Linked DNA regions of Homo sapiens: region 1 is linked to region 2. The links are chromatin contacts, found by Hi-C or POLR2A ChIA-PET in ENCODE. All regions are on one chromosome and are shown on one strand. The core of a region is the stretch at or near the end of the contact, and the rest is flanking DNA. Distances in the headings are between cores, read along the strand shown.

Region 1 (3,203 bases), core at 605-3,104, 320 kb after region 2:
GATGGGGTTTCACTTTTTATTTTTTGAGGTGGGGGACTCATTGTCACCCAGGCGAGAGTGCAGTGACATGATCTTGGCTCACTACTATCTCCGCCTCCTGGGCTCAATTGATCCTCCCACTTCAGCCTCCTGAGTAGCTGGGACTACGGGTGCATGCCACCACTCTTGGCTAATATTTGTATTTTTTGTAGTGATGGGGTTTTACCATGTTGCCATGGCTGGTCTCGAACTCTTGAGCTCAAGCCATTTGCCAACCTCGCCCTCCCAAAGTGCTGGGATTACAGGCATGTACCACCACGTCTGGACATGCTGTGGACGTAACTTTTTTTTTTTTTGAGATGGAGTTTTGCTCTGTCACCCAGGCTGGAGTGTAGTGGCGCGATCTCAGCTCACTGCAACGTCTGCCTCTTGTGTTCAAGCGATTCTCTTGCCTCAACCTCCTGAGTAGCCTATAGGTGCCTGGCTAATTTTTTGTATTTTTGTAGAGACGGGGTTTCACCTTGTTGGGCAGGATGGTCTTGATATCCTTACCTCGTGATCCGCCTGCCTCAGCCTCCCAAAGTGCTGGGATTACAGGTGTGAGCCTCTGCGCCTGGCTGGACATAACTTTTTATTTCTTTTTGCACTCAACCTTATAGCATAAGCATTTTCCGCAAAAACCTCCTCCTAAACAACAGAGCAAGGCTCCGTCTCAAAAAAAAAAAAAAAAAAAAAAAAAAAGAAATAACACAGTCTGGACGCAGTGGCTTAGGTCTGTAATCCCAACACTTTGGGAGGCTGAAGTGGGAGGATCGCTTGAGCCCAGGAGTTCAAGGCCAGCCTGGGCAACATAGGGAGACCCTGTCTCTACAAATAGCAAAAAATTTAGCTGGGCATGGTGGTGCATGCTTGTGGTTTCAGCTACTTGGGAGGCTGTGACAGGAGGATCGCCTGAGCCCAGGAATTCGAGGCTGCAGTGAGCTACGATCACGCCACTGGACTCCAGGCTGGGTGACAGAGCGAGACCTGGTCTCAAAAAACAAAACCAAACCCCAAAACACACATAACATAGTTGATGCCCCTGTGTGCCCCTCCATGTTAGATTTTACCCCTTCCCCAGGAAGTAACTACTCTTCTGAATTTGGTATTTACAATTTCCATGTATATCATTATTTACTCTTTCTTTTACAAATGATACTTTTATTACCCATGTATGTTTTTCTAAACAACATATGGAAGTGTTTAAGCTCTATGTGAAAAGTATAGTGTAAATTGTATTATAAAGCAGGATTTTTTTTTTTTTTTTTTTTTTTTTTTGAGACAGAGTTTCGCTCTTGTTGCCCAGGTTGGAGTGCAATGGTGCGATCTTGGCTCACTGCAACTTCCTCCTCCCGGGTTCAAGCAATTCTCCTGCTTCAGCCTCCTGAGTAGCTGGGATTATAGGTGCCTGCCACCACGCCTGGCTAATTTTTGTAGTTTTAGTAGAGACAGGGTTTCGCCATGTTGGTCAGGCTGGTCTCGAATCCTGACCTCAGGTGATCCGCTCGCCTCGGCCTCCCAAAGTTCTGGGATTATAGGCGTGAACCACCACGCCTGGCTGCAGGAATGTTTTTAGATGTTATTCATTTCCCACCAAATGTTCCAGATCTCATCAGACAAGCCCTGAATGTCTTTCTCTGTTGTCTCCCTCCATTCCAGGTGCTGTTCAACCAGTTCAAATACTTTTTCAACCTCTATTTCTTACTTCTTGCCTGCTCTCAGTTTGTTCCCGAAATGAGACTTGGTGCACTCTATACCTACTGGGTTCCCCTGGTAAGTTAATCGGCATTGTTTGTTCAGTAACCTTAGAGGTTTGGAAACAGAAAGTTCTTTGTTTCTCTCACTTAGGCATCTGGAATGGGATGGTGGCCTTGTAAGGGAAAGGATGCCCTTAGGCCAATACATTGGGAGTCTCTGAGACTTTAACGTTGAAGCTCCATTTCATATACCGCCTGGATCAAACTATAGCAAAGCCTGTGCCGTTCATTTATTCATTTAGCTGTTGGGTCTTGCATTATCTCAACAAGGATTTATTGTATGTTTATTGTATATGGCACAAGTCTAGACTCTGGGAACACAGAGGTAAATGAGAAAGACAAATCCCCTGTCCTCATGGATTATATCACAGGTTGAGCATCCCAAATCCAAAATCTCAAATGGTCTAAAATCTGGCCAGGCACGGTGGCTCATGCCTGTAGTCCTAGCACTTTGGGAGGCCGAGGTGGGAGGATTACCTGAGGCCAGGAGTTTGAGACCAGCCTGGGCAACATGGTGAAACCCATCTCTACTAAAAATATAAAAATTAGTGGGGTGTGGTGGGACGTGCCTGTAGTCCCAACTACTTGTGAGGCTGAGGCAGGAGAATCGCTTGAACCTGAGAGGCAGAGGTTGCAGTAAGTTGACATCACGCCACTGCACTCCAGCCTGGGTGATGGAGAGAGACCTGTCTCAAAACAAAAACAAAAACAAACAAAAAAATTCCAAATAAATAAATGTAAAATCTAAAACTTTTGAGCACTAACATGGGACTCAAACGAAATGCTCACTGGAGCATTTTGGATTTCAGATTTTTGGATTTGAGATGCTTAACTGGTAAGGATGGCACAGATGTCCCCCAATCTGGAAACATCTGCAATCTCAAACACTTCGGCTCCCAAGCATTCTGCATCAGGGATGCTCACCTTGTATTTGAATTGTTTCCTGGGATCACATTTTCTTTTTAACCAATGTAGAGTATTTGAGTGTGAGGGGTTGGAAAAGTAGCAGAATCTATGCTTTTGTGCATGCGATGTGTAGCAGAACCGAGTAGCCCCTCTGTTCCTTCCCTCGCCTCCTTTTCTTTCTCCATTGATTTGGCAGATGGTGGTTGAGCACCTGCTGTGTGCCAGGCCCTGTGCTGGGTTCTGGGGGTGCAGCAATGAACAGAGTAGACAAATATTTCTGCCCTGTGGGGCTGACATTCAGAAGGGATAGACAATAAACCAGTAAATGAAATTGTTACAAATTGTGAAAAGTGCTCTGAAGGTAACAGAATAAGGTCGTAGGACAGATGGGGTATCCCAGATACATTTAGTATTTTTTACATGAATGAAGGTGAAGGGTAGGAGATGTGAAGGGGCAGCCTTAGCCTGTGTGGCTGTGAAAGGCCTCCTGAGGAGTGATGGGAAGGAGACTATTCCAGGGGG
Region 2 (3,159 bases), core at 415-2,914:
CAGGCTTGAGCCACCGCGCCCGGCCACACTTTTGCTTCCGTGTGGACTTTTTGTTCAAATCAGTTCTGAATTGAACATTCATAACCAGAGGAGCCTCTGTACTTTATGTTAATACTCTAGACACATAATAACTCATAAATACATACATCAGCTAAGGTGCTTTATTAGGCAAAGTTTTTAGCCCAGAAAACAAAGTCATTCTGGTCAAATCCCATTTTTCTTTTTGGTAATCACCATCACCTGTGGCAAATGCTTCAGGCCAATGTTTCCATTCAGTCTCAGACCTCCATCTTTTTTATTGATAATATTTCCACCCAGGAAAGAAGCACATCTTCCAATTACTTGCACAAAGGCAAAGAGTGAAAAGCCATGGATATTCCTAAAGAAGAAAGTCTCAATCTCCTTACAAATAGAGGCAAAGTAAAAAAGGAAGAAGAGGAGAAAGAGGAGGAGGAAGGAGGAGGAAGGGGAGAAGCAGAAGGAGAAGAGGAAGAAGGGAAAAAAGTATAAGGAGGAAGAGAAGGAAAAGAAGATAAAGGAGAAGGAAGATAAGAAGAAGAATTGGAGGAGGAAGATTTATTTATTTTTGAGACGGAGTCTCACACTGTCGTCCAGGCTGGAGTGCAGTGGCATGATCTCCACTCACTGCAACCTCTGCCTCCTGGGTTCAAGCGATTCTCCTGCCTCAGCTTCCCAGGTAGCTGGGATTAGAGGCATGCGCCACCATGCCCAGCTAATTTTTTGTATTTTTCCTAGAGACGGGGTTTCACCATGTTGGCCAGGCTGGTCTCGAACTCCTGACCTCGTGATCCGCCTGCCTCAGCCTCCCAAAGTGCTGGGATTATAGGCGTGAGCCACCATGCCCAGCCAGGAGGAGGAAGATTAAAAGAGGAGGCCGGGCATGGTGGCTCACGCCTGTAATCCCAGTACTATGGGAGGCTGAGGTGGGTGGATCACTTGAGGTCAGGAGTTCGAGACTGGCCTGGCCAACATGGTGAAACCCTGTCTCTACTAAAAATACAAAAATTACCCCAGCATGGTGGCACTCGCCTGTAATCCCAGCTACTTGGGAGGCTGAGTCAGGAGAATCGCTTGAACCCGGGAGGCTGAGGTTGGAAGGAGCCAAGATCACACCACTGCACTCCAGCCTGGGCAAGAGAATAAGACTTCGTCTCAAAAAAAAGAAAAAAAAAAAAAGAGGGAAGAGGAATTAGAAGAAGAAGAAAAGGAGGGAAAAGGAGGAGGGGAAGAGGGGAGAAGAAAAAGGAGTGGTAGTGGGAGGAGCTGAGAAAGGAGCAGAGGAGGGTGGGTGAAGGAGTAGGAGAAGGGCTCTGACCCCTACTGAGTTCTTATCAGTCTCCTCGACCTTAATTGCCTCCCTCCCTTTTGGCTTTTACCAGTTACACCAGTTACTGCGCTTTCTTTCATGGTGAAAAGAAGGACCAGAGTTGCTGTCACCACCTCCTTTTCAGAGTGAGCCTTCTAAGAGCTGAGGCCGAGTGAGCCTTCTAAGAGCTGAGGCCTTTGGCTCTCTCTCCTGTAGCACACTGGCCAGGCCCTGGAGCTCAGGCTGTCGCTGATCACACCCAGCTCTTGAGAGCAAACTGACCACCCTCTCCAAGGGACCCACCTGGAAACTTCTGCGATCCATTCTATTCGTTCAGACTGTAGGCTGAGAGTCCCTTTAAACTGCACTGGGCTGCTATCTCTTAGCATGTATGATTTGAGTGTTCCTTTAAGTGCTCTACAAAAGCCAGAAAGCAGGCAGGGGAAATCCTAGGTCTAAGAAATTAGGAAAGCTTTCTATTTTTGTTGGGTAAGTTTGATTCTGCAAATCATTTTATAAAAATACACTGAGAAAGTAGTCTAGCACACTTGCTACATTTTTAACATTCCTAAAGTTGCCCACAGTACTTAAAAAAAAAAAAAACGGTTTGTGTCACTTTCAATTGGGGCTAAAAGATCTTTTTGTTTGTTTTCTTGTCTTTAAAAATACTGATACCTGCATCTAATTTCTTGCCAAAAAATACGAATAAAAATACTGATTCAATAAGGAGGGCTGGGGTCTTTTTTCCAGATTAGATTTTAATTTTAAACTCAGGTCCACTATTCTGACGCGCCAGGACAAATAACTGTATGTGAGCCTATAAATTAACTTCCCTTAATTCCATCACTGATGAATTTTCATGTCGATAAGCCCCCCAAAAAGGAGGGAGGAGGGTCCCCTGTAACCAAACATAAGTCAGTTTACAAAGGAGTTCGGGGGACTTGGGGACACTGACTCCTCTTCAGAATTGCCTAAAGAGACTGGCCATTGACAATTTAAATCTTCAGTGCTTTATCTCTTTGTTTGAGTCTTGGAATGCCATTGATACCTTCTTTGTATTTATAATTGTTTTAATTAGCTACCCAGCGGGGGCCTCTCTCCCAGCTTGGATTATGGGCTGCACAGCGGGACAGGACAACCCAGTTAAAATAAAGCACAGACATTATGGCTCGCTTAATTTCTTTTATCTGTGTCCATTTTTTTTTCTCTTATTCCCCCTCATTTTCATCCTCTTTTTTCTTTTTTTCTTTTTTCTCCCCCTTGTTGTCTGTGGAAGGCAGGGGCAAAAAGCCTTGACACCTTGAATGGCTTAGCTTTTGAAGAATCAAAGTATGGAAAAAACTCAACCATGGATATTTATCAGCAGTTCACATCTCAGCGGAAAAAAGAAATATCGCCGATGTGCTTGTCCACTGCGTTTGATAACATTTCATAAGCCTCAAACGCGATCATATCTTGAGCGATTATGCTGACATGTACGTCGGTTGCCTGACTTTTGTGGGTGGAGTGAGGGGAAAGTTTGCAAAAAAGCTTCTCTCCGCGGCCCCTGTGTTATTTGTTCTTACTGACCACATCCTTCTTTTGTGGGTGGAAATCTGGAGGATCAATTATGATGCAGATCTGATACTATTTCCATTTGTGGGAGCGGTGTGGCCCGGGCGTTTGGACTTTGGGAAATTCTTGCATTGTTAAAATGGGTTTTCCCCCCACTTTGAACTCAGTGATGCTACTGGTGTGATCACACACACAAAAAAACTGCCTGGCCAGAGCTTTTTCTAAGAACATACAGAAATGCAGGGCTTGTTTGTAGCTTCAAAGAATAGCCAGGATTT

Evidence for each region. A loop is a pair of places that touch in the nucleus more often than their neighbours do. ChIA-PET counts read pairs that join two places held with the same protein, here RNA polymerase II (POLR2A). Pooled maps may share reads with other maps.
Region 1: a loop to region 2 is called in a map of sciatic nerve, with 4 times the contacts of the local background. The contact joins two enhancer-like sites. A Hi-C loop is called at or near these places in 1 of 168 maps with a recorded cell type or tissue (sciatic nerve) and 5 of 50 pooled maps. POLR2A ChIA-PET finds 5 or more read pairs at or near these places in 1 of 52 experiments (AG04449).

The regions. Positions count from the first base shown.
Region 1 is chr20:51,724,407-51,727,609 of GRCh38, reverse strand. It overlaps ATP9A (ATPase phospholipid transporting 9A (putative)), which reads left to right. Exons shown (of 28, transcript NM_006045.3): 3 at 1,678-1,791. Among named protein-coding and RNA genes, the nearest start is that of ATP9A, 42 kb to the left of the region's middle. Within about 2 kb of position 1,854, at least 2 of the 41 ENCODE cell types and tissues checked have a DNase peak (open chromatin) inside an H3K27ac peak, as active enhancers do.
Region 2 is chr20:52,047,781-52,050,939 of GRCh38, reverse strand. No RefSeq gene overlaps it. Among named protein-coding and RNA genes, the nearest start is that of ZFP64, 140 kb to the left of the region's middle. RefSeq lists enhancers at 1,012-1,529, 1,530-2,048, 2,049-2,566, 2,567-3,086. Within about 2 kb of position 1,664, at least 3 of the 41 ENCODE cell types and tissues checked have a DNase peak (open chromatin) inside an H3K27ac peak, as active enhancers do.